Linked DNA regions of Homo sapiens: region 1 is linked to region 2. The links are chromatin loops, found by intact Hi-C in ENCODE. Cell type or tissue: heart left ventricle. All regions are shown on one strand. Links, peaks and the distances in the headings refer to the core of each region. The heading gives the core; the rest is flanking DNA.

The links. Hi-C counts contacts between places; a loop is a spot of excess contacts. Peaks named below come from ENCODE experiments on the same cell type or tissue, not always from the same donor. Only the 100,000 strongest peaks of a DNase experiment are listed, where the experiment ranks them.
Region 1: it touches region 2 in a loop (5-fold over the local background); 57 of 110 quality-filtered maps call a loop at or near these places.

What each region holds. Positions count from the first base shown.
Region 1 is chr12:117,843,970-117,855,308 of GRCh38, reverse strand. The region is part of intron 3 of KSR2 (kinase suppressor of ras 2); the gene reads left to right. Among named protein-coding and RNA genes, the nearest start is that of KSR2, 120 kb to the left of the region's middle. RefSeq lists an enhancer at 7,824-8,341. In heart left ventricle, for the core only: a CTCF peak has its summit at 5,139 (motif pointing right); no DNase peak of the experiment used is centred there.
Region 2 is chr12:117,230,720-117,233,219 of GRCh38, reverse strand. It overlaps NOS1 (nitric oxide synthase 1), which reads left to right. Exons shown (of 29, transcript NM_000620.5): 22 at 1,089-1,258. Among named protein-coding and RNA genes, the nearest start is that of FBXO21, 42 kb to the right of the region's middle. RefSeq lists a silencer at 213-379. In heart left ventricle, for the core only: no CTCF peak of the experiment used is centred there; a DNase peak (open chromatin) is centred at 1,179; H3K27me3 peaks cover 1,593 bases.

The DNA of each region.
Region 1 (11,339 bases), core at 4,034-6,533, 620 kb before region 2:
AAATCCGAAACGCAGGAAGAGGCAGCGTGGACCTGGGATTTGGAGGCCGGAAGACACCAGCAAGGGCAGCTCTTGGATTTGAACTCTTGCCCCAGGAAGACCCGCTGAGGTTTAGGGTATCTGGTTCTGGATAATTAGGGTCCAGATATGAAAATATTGAGTGTGAATAGGAGACCAGGGTCTTTTTACTTTAGACATTCTGACGTGGCTTTGCATTTTGGGTCAATGTCTAGCTTCTAATTTTTTTTTTAACAGAAGTAATTTGCATTAATTGTAACATAAACCAGAAAATAGATTTTAAAAAAATCACCCTAAGCTCCACCCTCTAGGTAACTGCTCTTGTCATTTTGGTATAATTTTTCCTGACAAATGGATATATGTATACTTTAAAAAATAGAATTATCCACACATATTGCTTAAATTTTTTTTTTTTTCACCTAATAAAATAACCTCTGTGACTTGTTCTATCAGTTTGGGGGCCAAATATATTGTCATCCCTCCTGGATCTTTTCCATTAATTGCTCAGATACCTGTTTGTCTTTATTAGCAGAACATCAGATATCATCTTCCTGAGGCTTCCTGCTTCTCTTTAGCCTCATGATTTTTCTGCAAATTCTGGGGCCTTTCTGTCCCAAGGGATCCGCTCTGCACATGCCAGCCACGGAGAAGTGTTAGTGGCCATCAGCACGGTTGTTGCAGTTCCCACCACAAGGTGTCACTGTTGAGCATCAGTCTGGCAGAGTCAGGTGGAGGCTCACAGATGCCCTTGCTTGATTCAACCTGCTCTATTCAACAAGCATTTGTTGAATATTGTTCTAGGCCTGGAGAAGTCTTCTAATCTGAGTGGCTATGGGGTGCCAGCAGGGCTGAGAAGGCAGCGGTGAACAAAACAGAACATACTTGAAACAGGTCATCGGCCCAGTCCTCCATGCGTGCCCTTTTGTATTTTTTCTTGCTGGCAGATCCTGATTCAGGTACAGTCAGCATCAAAAGGGACCATGCGGCCGGGCACACTGGCTCACGCCTGTAATCCCAGCACTTTGGGAGGCCAAGGCAGGAGGATCTCTTGTGCTCAGGAATTCCAGACCAGCCTGGGCAACATGGCGAAACCCCGTCTCTACAAAAAATACAAAAAAATGTGCCATGTGTGGTGGCACACGCCTGTAGTCCCAGCTACTCGGGAGGCTGAGGCTGGTGGATCACTTGAGCCCAGGACATTGATTGAGGCTGCAGTGAGCTATGATCACACTGCTGCACTCCAGCCTGGGTGACAGAGCAAGATCCTGTCTCAAAAATAAAATGGGGGGCAGACCATGCACTGGGGGCTGTCTTATGTGTTGAAGGATGTTTGGTTAGAAGCATCCTTGACCTCTGCCCATGAGATACCAGTAACATCCCCCAACTCAAAGTCATGACACATGGAAATATCCCCAGATATTTCAAAATGTTCCCAGGGAGGCAAAATCACTCCTGGCTGACGAGCTGTAAAGGTCATGTTACTCTTTACCTCTAGCACAATGGTGTTGACTCACCCAACATGAGTGTGGCTGACAGGGAGGGGCCTCTCAGTCACTCAGTACATACAAAATCTGCTCCAAAGGTGACTTTCTCTCTTTACCCACAGTGAGAAGCAGATGGCAGTTTTCTCTCTTTAAAAAAAAATTGCAGGCTAGGCATGGTGGCTCACACCTGTAATCCCAGCACTTTGGGAGGCCAAGGTGGGAGAATTGCTTGAACCCAGGAGTTTGAGACCAGCCTGGGCAACATAAAGAGACTCTACCTCTACCAAAAAAAGAAAATTAGCTGGGTGTGGTGGCATGCGCCTGTAGTCCTAGCTACTTGGGAGGCTGAAGTGGGAGGATTGCTTGAGTCCTGGAGGTCAAGTCTGCAGCAAGCTGAGATAGTACCACTGAACTCCAGCCTGGCCCACAGAGTGAGGTCCTGTCTTAAAAAAAATTGCACCAAATTACAGTGTTGTCATAAACATCTTCCTTTGTCAATAAATGCATTCACTTCTTATTTTTAATACCTGAATACTAACAATTTATTCAACCAATCTCCTATTTTTGGAAATATCCATATTTTTCCTATCATAAGCAACGCTGCTGTGAATACCCCTGAGTGTTATCTTTGGGGACCCCCGTGGCTATTTCTTTACAGTGAATTCATAGGAGAGGGGTCTTGCAGTGGAACATTTGCATATTTTGGCCGGACGTGGTGGCTCACACCTATAATCCCAGCACTTTAGGAGGCCGAGGCCGGTGGATCACCTGAGGTCAGGAGTTTGAGACCAGCCTGACCAACATAGTGAAACCCCATCTCTACTAAAAATACAAAAATTTAGCTGGGCTTGGTGGCGCATGCCTGTAATCCCAGCTATTTGGGAGGCTGAGGCAGGAGAATCTCTTGAACCTGGGAGGTGGAGGTTGCAGTGAGCTGAGATTGTGCCACTGCACTGCAGCCTGGGTGACAGCGAGACTCCATTTCAAAAACAAAAAACAACAACAAAAAACCCATATTTTAAAAATTATGGTGAACATTGTCATATATCTTTCCAGAAAGTTTGTACCAATTTATGCCGGCACAATGCCTGACAGTGAGCGTTTGAGGTTAGGTTTTTAATTGCTTTTCAGAATTCATGTTGTCTCATCCGGGAGGCACTACTGAGTTTGGCAGCATCCTTAAAAGTAGAGTGAGATTCCAGTTTCCATGAGAGAGGCATTTATGTCAGCCTTATGGGAAAGAATAGTTATTTTTTTGTGACATTCTAGGCTGTGCGAGACCATGGGGAAGAATAGTCATTTTTTTGTGACATTCTAGGCTGTGCGAGACCATGAAAGTTCTGGTGCTCCGATTTTTATTTATTTATTTATTTATTTTGAGACAGAGTCTTACTCTTGTCACCCAGGCTGGAGTGCAGTGGTGCGACCTCGGCTCATTGTAACCTCCACCTCCTGGGTTCAAACAGTTCTCCTGCCTTAGCCTCCCGAGTAACTGGGACTACAGGTGCATGCCACCACGCCCAGCTAGTTTTTTTTTTTGTATTTTAGTAGAGACGAGGTTTCACCGTGTTGCCCAGGCTGGTCTTGACCTCCTGAGCTCAGGCAATCCGCCTGCCTTGGCCTCCCAGAGTGCTAGGATTACAAGTGTGAGCCATCACACCTGGCCCTGTCCTCTGATCTTTTTAAAAATTTTTTTGATCCAGATGGACAGTACAATTTATATTGTGACCCCCCCCACACACATAGGTACACATACATGCACACACACAGCTACACATACACATACACAATTATAGCATGTTTCATGAAACAATACTCCTCCTTCTTATGCATGATGAAGATGTTGTAAATTCATTCCTGTTCTATTCTATATCATTTAGTAGATGCTAGTAATAGCCACTTTCTTTTTTTTTTTTTTAAGATGGAGTCTCTCTGTCGCCCAGGCTGCAGTGCAGTGGCATGATCTCGGCTCACTGCAAACTCCACTTCCTGGATTCAAGTGATTCCCTTGCCTCAGCCTCCTGAGTAGCTGGGACAACAGGCATGCGCCACCATGCTGCTCTAATTTTTGTATTTTTAGTAGAGGCGGGGTTTCCCTATGTTGGCTAGGCTGGTCTCAAACTCCTGACCTCAGGTGATCCATCCGGCTCGACCTCCCAAAGTGCTGGGATTACAGGTATGAGCCACCGTGCCTGGCCTGCCTCTATTTTTTGTTTTTTGAGACAGGGTCTTGCTTTGTCACCCAGGTTGGAGTACAGTGGTGTGATGTGATCACAGCTCACTGCAGCCTCGACCTTCTGGGCTCAAGCAACTGTCCCACCTCAGCCTCCCCAGTAGCTGGGACTACAGGTGCATACCACCACACCTGTCTAATTTTCGTGGAGACTAGGTTTCGCCTTGTCATTGCCCAGTTTGGTCTCGAAATCCTGGGTTCAAGCAGTCCTCCTGCCTCGGCCTCCTAAAGTGCTGGGATCACAGGCATGTGTCCCCATGCTTGGTCAAGCAGCACTTTTCATTACACACCTCACTATGGTTTGAACCTACACTGATCCCCTACCTCCACATAGGCCTCCCTCTGGACTCTTCCCAGGCTGCTAAGACTCAGTCTTCTATGTCCTGCCTCAGATGCCAGCCTTAGGGCCACTGGGACCTTGAAAGCAATGACCAAGTGCTCCATTTTAACCCATTCCTACAGCACTTAGCACTGAAGTCAGCTCAACTCAGACTTCTTAGTAAAGAATTGTGTACCCAGTTCTGATCCTTAACACTGTACTTCACGTATGCTGTTCCTGCAGGTGATGGTGCCACTTAAAAACATTTTAATGCTTACCTGTTTTGGGGAGCAATTTGTTTTTAAATGAATGCCTCTCTTTTCCACTAGACTGTAAGCTGCAAAAGGGCAGGGATCATACTTGTTTCTGCTCACTATTCAATTCCCAGGAAGATCAATATCTAGCACATAGTAATGGTTCAATACATGTGTATTTTTTTTTTTTTTGAGATGGGGTCTTGCTTTGTTGCCCAGCCTGGAGTGTAGTGGCGCAATCTTGGCTCACTGCAGCCTCTACCTCCTGGGGTCAAGCGATCCCCCCACTCAGCCTCCTGGGTAGCTAGGACTACAGGCGTGTGCCACCATGCCTGGCAAACTTTTCTGTATTTTTTGTAGAGATAGAGTTTTGTCATGTTGCTCCAGCTGGTCTCGAACTCCTGAGCTCAAGCAATCCTTGAAAACTTACCAGTGGCTTAAAGAACACAGTCTTCCTCATGGATTGGAAAACATCCCAGGGTTTGGCTCCTACTTGAAGTCCTACCATTCACATTTTCCCTTCAAGCCCTAAATATCTGCTAAATTCATGAATTACTTAGAGTTTTCTAGATGAGGCTTGGATTTCACATCTTGGTACTCACATCCCTCTGCCTAGAATTTTCTTTCCTTTTGTCCTTCTGGTGAATCCCTGCTCTTCCCCAGGCCCAGTGCAAAGCCTGGTTCTCTATGAGGCCTTTCCTGGGCTCTGCAAACTGAGCTGACCTCTTGCCTTGGCTACCGGAACAGCAGATACTTCAGTGACCACCAGGTCTACACCGCTGAGCCCCTCCCTACCTCTGAAAAGCTGTGTGATGTGCTTGCTATTAATGTCCACCAGGGGGAACCAGTGAGCCATCCTCAAAGTATCCTTCATGTTTGGAATTCCCTTCTTCCCTCAAAAATAATAATTGGTTCCTTGAAGCTTCTAACCATCTTGGGAGTTGGATGGCTTTCCTTTACTCTAAAAATGTTATCCCAGACTGAGGAATAAACTAGTATCTTTCCCATCATACTCTTACTTCTTGAGGGTGATATTGTATTCATCTTAATAGCCCCAGCTCAACCCAGAGCTGGTGTTTCCTACAGTGATGAAATCAGGTTTTTAAAATTCTGGCCCAAAGTGAGGGCTGGATGCATGTTTGTTAAATGACAGAAGACAAGTTGTATTGAGGAACTCATATGGAGACCAAGGATATGGCAGCAAGGCTGCTTTGTGCTTGGCCAAGAATGTCATCTCTTTCTCTCTCTCTGTCCCTGTCTGTCTCTGTCTCTGTGTCTGTCTGTCTGTCTCTCTCTCTTTCTTTCTCAGAGGATGGAGGTAGCTTTATTTTAGAGATGTTAATGCTAATCTTAGTTTTCTCCTTGGGTTTTAGGGATATCTTTATTTTCCAGTGCCCAAGGAGCCCCGAAGATAGGAAATCTTAACTCATTTTTCTCTTCTCATAGCTTGTTAGATCACCCTTAGCCTGAAACCAAAGAATACTCATTCATTCATTTAGCAAGATCAAAGGATCCCAGAGCCAGGATAGCTTAACCTTTCCTTCTCGTGGCAGCTATGTCCTGAAACCAAAAAACCATTATTCACTCATTCAACGAAATTGGTTGCATGGTTATTCTATGCCAGGTGCTCTTCTGATCTCTAGAAATGCGTGCTGAGGTGTGTGTCTCCATAAAGTTTACTTTCTAGTGTGGGGGGCTGGGGCACAGACAATGAATTATTGTCTTAATGATCACGTACCTTATGCAGTGTGTGAGAATAAGTGCTATGGATTAAAGAAGACGTGCAGCAGGCTAAGCGGGGTTGGTAGTGCCCTCTGGAATGGAGGGACTGGTCATCATATTAAATAAGGTGGCTAGGGCAGCCTCCGTTCTCTTTCTCCTTTCTCCTTCTTAGTCCTCAATCATCTTCTAGGAGTATGGAATCTGGAGTCCAACAAACTTGGGTTTAAGTTCTGGCTCTGCCACCTATTAGCTGTGTGATTGTGGATACGACATATTATGATTCTGTGCTTTGTTTCCTAAGCAGCAGGATGGGGATGATGATCATGTGGGCCACAGTGGTTGCTGGGAGCATTACATGAGATGATACAGGCAAATCACCACCACCACCATCACTATTGTTAGCACCGTCATCACCATCATCACCATCATCACCATCACCACCACTACCACCATCACCACCCACCACCATCACTGTTGTTACCACCATCACCACCCACCACCATCATTACCACCATCATCGCCATCACCATCACCAGGCTCCTCCAGCCTTTTTCTTCCCCCAGCTCACTTTTCTCCACTTCTCCTCATCCTCCTCTCTTTTTTCCTCCAAGGGGCCCTTCCAAGGGGCTTCAGCCTTTCTAATTAAGCACTCTCATTCTTTGTTTCCCTTCCCTCTGAGCCACGGTCTCCCTCAGCACTGCTGTTTCTTTTGAGACTACTCCCCTTCTGTCTGGCTTGATTGTTCTCCAGAGGTAACCTACCATTCCCTGGCCACAAAAATAGAGGCAAAACCTCAAACCAGTTTTCTCTGGGCACAGCCCTAGTTTTCCTCCGTGGTTACTACAGAGCTGAGGTCCTAGGGTGAAACTGATTTGGCTGCAGGAAGAGCACGTTCTCACCATTTGTCTCCACCTCCCACTCCATTCCAAAACTGGGAACTTCAGCGTCTGAGGACAGCAGGGTCCCTTCCTAGACCTTCCTGTCCTGGGCCACAGCTGTCTTATCAGAAGAGAGCCTGGCGGAGATGTGGCCCAGCTATCAGAGTGCTGTTGCTGTGGCCTTCTTCCTCTTCTCTGCTGTTCTTTTTCTCTCTCTCCTCTTCTTTTTGGCATTTTGATGGTTTTCAGCCTCATAATTTGTGGTCATCTGTATCTTTCCTTTCCCAAGGAAAAACCTCTGGTCAAGATAATAGAAGATCTGTGTTGTGGATATTGTTTTCCTTTTTTAAAACGAATATGCTTATGTAAGGATAATGGGAGATACTGCTTTCCTTCCTCCTCCCCTTCCTTCTTTTCTACCCTTCCCTCCTTTTCCCCCTCCCACGTGTGTTTATCAAGCACTTTCTCTGCATCTGGCACACACAGTGTTGGGTTCCAGGGCTCAGGGACTTTCTCAGGACTTCAGGATTGAACTGAGACCTGAAGAGGAGGGGAAGTCTTAATGACTGGGAGTGATGGGAACACTCAGAAGTGCCTTGGGACGGGAGGGAGGGGAGCATCCCAGGCACAGAGAGAACAGTATGGGTGCCCAGTGGGGATGCTGGGGAGAGTGGTGGGAGCTGGAGCCAGACAGGTGGGCAGGGCCAGCCCCCACGGTGGGCCATGGCAAGGAGCTTACACTGCAGAGTAAGCAGGGTAGGCTGAACAGAAGGTGTCTGGATCTCTTTTCCGGTTTTTAAATAACACTCTGGCTGCAGAGTCGATGGGTGGCTTAGAGCAGGTGACAGATGCTGGGAATCCTTCGGGGGCTCAGGGAGCCACGGAGGGGAGAGAGTGGAGGCCAGGGTGCTGCAGACAGGCAGGTGCCCTTGCACCCCTGCAACCTCCTGGGAGCTTGCCTGCCTGGGCCCTCCTCTGGCTTCTTCTCTTGAGTATCAAGGGGGAGAACTGGCAGTCAGGAGAAAAACAGGATGCAGAGTGGCCCCCGAAATAGGACAGCCTCAGATGCCCTCTGGCTTCTTCCCAGTTTGGGCTTTGAATGAAGCCCCCCAGAATGCCGCCTGCCACCGTACGGTCTTCCTTTGACTGGAACAAAGACTAAGAGTGGGTCTTGATTGCCCTATTGTTCTACTTGCTTCTAACTTGGGAAAGGCTGGGCTGGCAGAGGAAGAGCTGCTCCTCCCGGAGCCCACAGGGTCTCGTATGTTCTGGTGTTGACACTGATGTCTTTCCTTTCCCCTGTAACTTCTCCAGCCCTCCTGTTCTGTAGGCACTCAGGAATCCCTTACATGTAGATAGCATCAAATTAGGACTCTCGCTTACGAGCGGCAGAAACCTGATGCGAACGCGCTTAGGCGCAAATGGCTCCATTCATTCATTCTGTAAACACGGTTGGAACTCCCCCTGTGTCAGTTGCCAGGAGGGGTTGGGGATAACAGTGGTGGGGAAGGCTGGCTGGCTGTGGGTTCTCATCAGTCTGTGTCCCAGACCTGCACTGTTCAGTACAGCGGTCACCAGACTCGTGTGACCAGGTAAACTTATATTCATTAAATAAAAGTTAAAATTCCCTTCTTCGTTCTCAGGAGCCATGTTTCAAGTTGTTCATCGCCACAGGTGGCTAGCAGCTGCCCTATTGCAATAGCACAGTTCTAGAACATCCCCATCATCACAGAATATTCTAGTGGACAGTGCTGCTCTAGAATATGTTGGAAGAAACAATGAATAAGAAAAATATCAAGTTGGGCGCAGTGGTTTATGCCTGTGATCCTAGCACTTTGTGGGGCTTGAGGCAGGAGGATCGCTTGAGTCCAGGAGTCCAAGACCAGCCTGGGCAACATAGCAAGACCCCATCTGTACAAAAAAATAGACAAAAAATCCATCTAACTGGGTGTGGTGGCACACACCTATAGTCCCAGCTACTTGAGGGGTTGAGGCAGGAGGATTGCCTGAGCCTGGGAGGTCAAGGCTGCCGTGAGCCAAGATCATGCCACTGCACTCCAGCCTGGGCGACAGAGTGAGATTCTGTCTCAAAAAAAAAAAAAAAAAAATCAAATGGTAATAGGTTTTATGCAAGAATTAAAACTGAAGTGAAACAATGGTGGCTTTGTGGCTGGCTTTGATGGGCTGATCAGAGCAGGTCAGTCAGGGTTCAGCCAGAGGAGTAGAACCAATAAGATATATTAAGAGATTTATTGCAAGGAATTGGCCTATGCAATGGTGGGGGCTGGCTGGGAAGGTCTGAAATCTGTAGGGCAGGCTGTTAGGAAGGGCAGGCTGTTTGTTAGGAAGGGCAGGCTGTTAGGAAGGGCAGGCTGGTGGAATTTCTTTTTCTTTGGAGAGATCTCAGTTCTGGGTGGGTGCGGTGGTTCACGCCTGTAATCCTAGCACTCTGAGAGGCCAAGGAGGGTGGATTGCTCAAGTGCAGGAGTTCGAGACCAGCCTGGGCAACACAGCAAAACCCCATCTCTACTGAAAAAAAAAAATAAATACAAAAAATTAGCTAGGTGTGGTGTGTGCCTGTAATCCCAGCTACTGAGGAGGCTGAGGTGGGAGAATCACCTGAGCCTGGGAGGTCAAGGCTGTAGTGAGCCGAGATTGCACTGCTGGACTTTGGCCTGAGTGATAGAGCGAGACCCTGTCTCAGGAAAAAAAAAAAAAGAAAGAAAAAGAGTCTCAGTTCCGCTTTTAAGGCATTTCAATTTCAATGGGTTGAATCAGCTCACCCGGATTATAGAGGAGAGTTTTTACTTAGAGTCACCTGATTATAGACTTTAATCACAGCAACAGAAAACCTTCACCTGATGCCTAAATTGTTGTTTGATTGAATAACTGGGGTCTATCGCTTAACCAAGTTCACACTGAAACTGACAGCGAGCCTCTCTGGGGAGATGACATTTAAGCTGAGACTTGAATGACAAGAAAGCATCAGACAGGAGAAGATCTGGGGGAAGAGCATTCTGAGAGCAAACAGGTCTCAAATGCATGTCTCAGAAGCACTTTTAAGAAGCAGAAGGCAGGCTTACATGGCCAGTGGTTGTGGGGACCCATGGCTGCGTGGGTCTGTGTCTCAGACCTGCACTTCAAAACCTAGTGGCTCAACACAACTGCCTTGTTATCTCTCATTGTTATCGAGCAAAAGGGGCTCGCTGTCTGATGCACTAGAAGCCAATACTATGACGCCGGTTTTTTGTTTTTGAGTTGGAGTCTCGCTCTGTCGCCCAGGCTGGAGTGCAGTGGTGCTATCTTGGCTCAATGCACGCTCCGCCTCCCGGGTTCATGCCATTCTCCTGCCTCAGCCTCCCAAGTAGCTGGGACTACAGGCACCCGCCACCACGCCTGGCTAATTTTTTCTATTTTTAGTAGAGACGGGGTTTCACCGTGTTCACCAGGATGGTCTCGATCTCCTGACCTCGTGATCCACCTGCCTCGGCCTCCCAAAGTGCTGGGATTACAGGCATGAGCCACTGTGCCTGGCCAGGTTTTTGAGAAAAGAAAAGCTTCTTATTGAAAGTTGACTCCCAAGGACACAGGAGTCAAGCTCAAATCTGCCACTCTGGGCTGGCTTCAAGGCAGTATTTTTATTAGGAAAGGCTTAGGGGGTAGATACTGGGATTAGCAGGTGGTTGGTGGAGGGAAAGGGGAAGTCTGGAAAGTCCTTGGGTGTGTGTACTTATTTCTTTATGTTACTTCATAGGTTGCATATGCAAATTTGGGAGAAGTTAGTATGAAATATGTGGTGGAAATTTGGGCTGTGATGTCAGCAAACTTGTGCACAATCTCCAGTTGGTCATCCTGGTTCCAATTAATTTTAGCCCACTGCCAACTTTTTAAAAAACTTGTGAGTTAAAAAAAAAAAAATACTCAGAAGAGGAGGGAATTTCAGCATCTCAGCAAGTTGTTTTTTTTTCTTATCTGTTATCCTGCAAACTCAGTAATTTCTGTCATTGGTTTCATTAACTCTTTAGGGTATAGTTTCATCATCATAATTCCCTGGGCTCAGGGATTGGCTGGGCTCAGCTGGGTGGTTCTTCTGTTCCGTGTGTTGTTGGCTGGAGCTGCAGTCATCTGGGGCTTGACTGGGCTGGAACATCCAAGATGGTGCATGCTCATGGATGGCAGTTGGCACTAGTTGTTGAGTGGGTGTTCAGTTGGGGATTATCTGCTTAGGTGCCCACATGTTGCCTTTTATGTGACATGAGCTTCTCACAACACACATCCCAAGGAGGAGGAAATGGAGGCTGCTAGTTCTGGAACAGTATCCCTTCTGCTAGTGATGATCTCAGTGATGGGTCAATCAGGGAAGCCAAATTACTGTGAGTATAATGGAAAAAATGGAATTTATTAGATGTTAGACTTATACGACCGTAGGAA
Region 2 (2,500 bases), core at 1-2,500:
AAAAATTAGCCAGGCATGGTGGCACATGCCTGTAATCCCAGCTACTCAGGAGGCTGAGGCAGGAGAATCGCTTGAACCCAGGAGGCAGAGGTTGCAGTGAGCCAAGATCACACCATCACACCATTGCACTCCAGCCTGGGCAGCAAAAGCGAAACTCCATCTCAAAAAAAAAAAAAAAAAAAAAAGTAGTGAGGCATGATGGCACACGTCTGTAGTCCCAGCTACTCAGGAGCATGAGGTGGGAGGATTACTTGAGCCCGGGAGTTCAAGGCTACAGTGAGTTGTGATCGCACCACTGCACTCGCCTGGGCAACAGAGTGAGACCCTGTCTCAAAAAAATAAATAAATAAAATAAAAATAAAAATAAATCCAACCCAGACAGTACTTCCTCTGTGTTGAAATAGAGCTTTTTATTTGGGATTGAACCCCTGATGGAGAAGAGGCTTATATTTAGGGACGTATTGGATGAAGAGTGTATAGAGGGGGTACAATATAGTAGTTAGAACAACGTCTGAAGCCACACTGCCTGACTTCACGCTTATGAGCTGTGTGATCTCGGGCAAATTTCTTAACCTCTCCATGCTTCTATTTTTCTCAGCAGGGAGAAGAATAACACTGTCTTGGATTGTTGTGATGATTAAATGAGCTAATATAAAATACTAATAATAGTACTCGGCATATAGAATGTGTTAGTGTTTATAATGACAACACTAACATCCCATTCAGGGGGTGAGAGGCTGATACCATGCAAAGACACATGGGGCCGAAATAGGCTTATCTCTGTCACGCACAGCTGGGGGCTCATTGTATAGAATGCCAGTGGACTGTCATGCTATTTTAGTATTTTTCTCCTCTCTTCATGTATTTTTCTTAATTTTTGGATTCATTTGCCTAATTTGGGATTTGCTTCTTGCACACATGAAATCCCCTGGATTCTGGGCATGGAAGGTGGAGAGCTAGAAGGTTGCTTGGCTCTGGAGCCACCCTCCTCTCCTGGCCCCATCCTCTGCTCCAGGAGCAGACCTGAACCCCCGACTTGGACTCAAGCCCTCCCACACCCACCTGTCACCTGCCTTGTACCTCCACAGGTGTCATCAGTAACTGGACAGACGAGCTCCGCCTCCCGCCCTGCACCATCTTCCAGGCCTTCAAGTACTACCTGGACATCACCACGCCACCAACGCCTCTGCAGCTGCAGCAGTTTGCCTCCCTAGCTACCAGCGAGAAGGAGAAGCAGCGTCTGCTGGTCCTCAGCAAGGTGGGTCCCCAGGCTTCGCACAACCCTAGGGGGCGCATTTCACCTCCTCGTCATTAAAGAGTTGAAAACTGTTATTACCAGGCTTCCAGCAGATGGAAGTCTTGAGCCAAGGGGGCCATTATTTGCTGTAGATTGCCATATTGGCTGGTCCAACGTGGCTGGTCTTCCACCAGTTCTAAGGCCTGGCAGAGCAAGAGTGACTCCCTTGAATCAACAGTTCCCTGGCTACAACAGAAATTGCTATTCTAACTCTTTCTGTCTTCTTCTGGAACCTTGAGCTTCCATTAGTGCCATCTTAGCCCATGCTTAGGAGAAAAAGAAACAGGATCTCACCATGCCTTGGTTTAAAGATAAGGTTTTTTCTTGTTTTTTGTTTTTTTAATTTTTATTTTTATGGGTACTTGGTTGGTAGGTATATATATTATGGGGTACATGTGATGTTTTGATACAGGCATACAATGTGTAATAATCACATCAGGGCAAATGGGGTATTCATCCCCTCAAGCATTCATCATTTCTTTGTGTTGGGAACATTCCAATTCCACTCTTTTAGTTATTTTTAAATATACAATAAATTGTTGTTGACTATAGTCACCTTGTCTAGATCTAGGAAATACTAGATCTTATTCTTTTTTTTTTTCTCTGAGACAGAGTCTCACTCTCTAGCCCAGGCTGGAGTGCCGTGGCGCAATCTCGGTTCACTGCAACCTCCATTTCCCCGGGCTCAAAGGATTCTCGTGCCTCAGCCTCCCGAGCAGCTGGAATTACAGGTGCCTTCCACCATGGCCAGCTAATTTTTGTAGTTTTTTTCTTTAGTAGAGATGGAGTTTCACCATCAAACCCCGATCTCAGGTGATCCACCCACCTCGGCCTCCCAAAAGTGCTGGGATTACAGGCATGAGCCACTGCACCCGGCCTAGATCTTATTCATTCTATGTGACTGTATTTTTGTACCCATGAACCATCTCCACTTTCCCCCACTCCTCCCCACTACCCTTCCCTGCATCTTGTAGCCCTCCTTCTACTCTCCATCTTCATGACTTTATTTGCTTCTAGTTTTTAGCTCCCACAAATGAATGAGAACGTGCAAAATTTGTCTTACTGTGCCTGGCTTCCTTCACTTAACATGATGTCCTCCAGTTCCATCCATGTGGCTGCAAATGATGAGCTTTTGCCAATGCAGAGGAGCTGCAGGGGGGACTATTAGAGATCAGAGGTCTCTGATTGTAAAATGAACCAAAT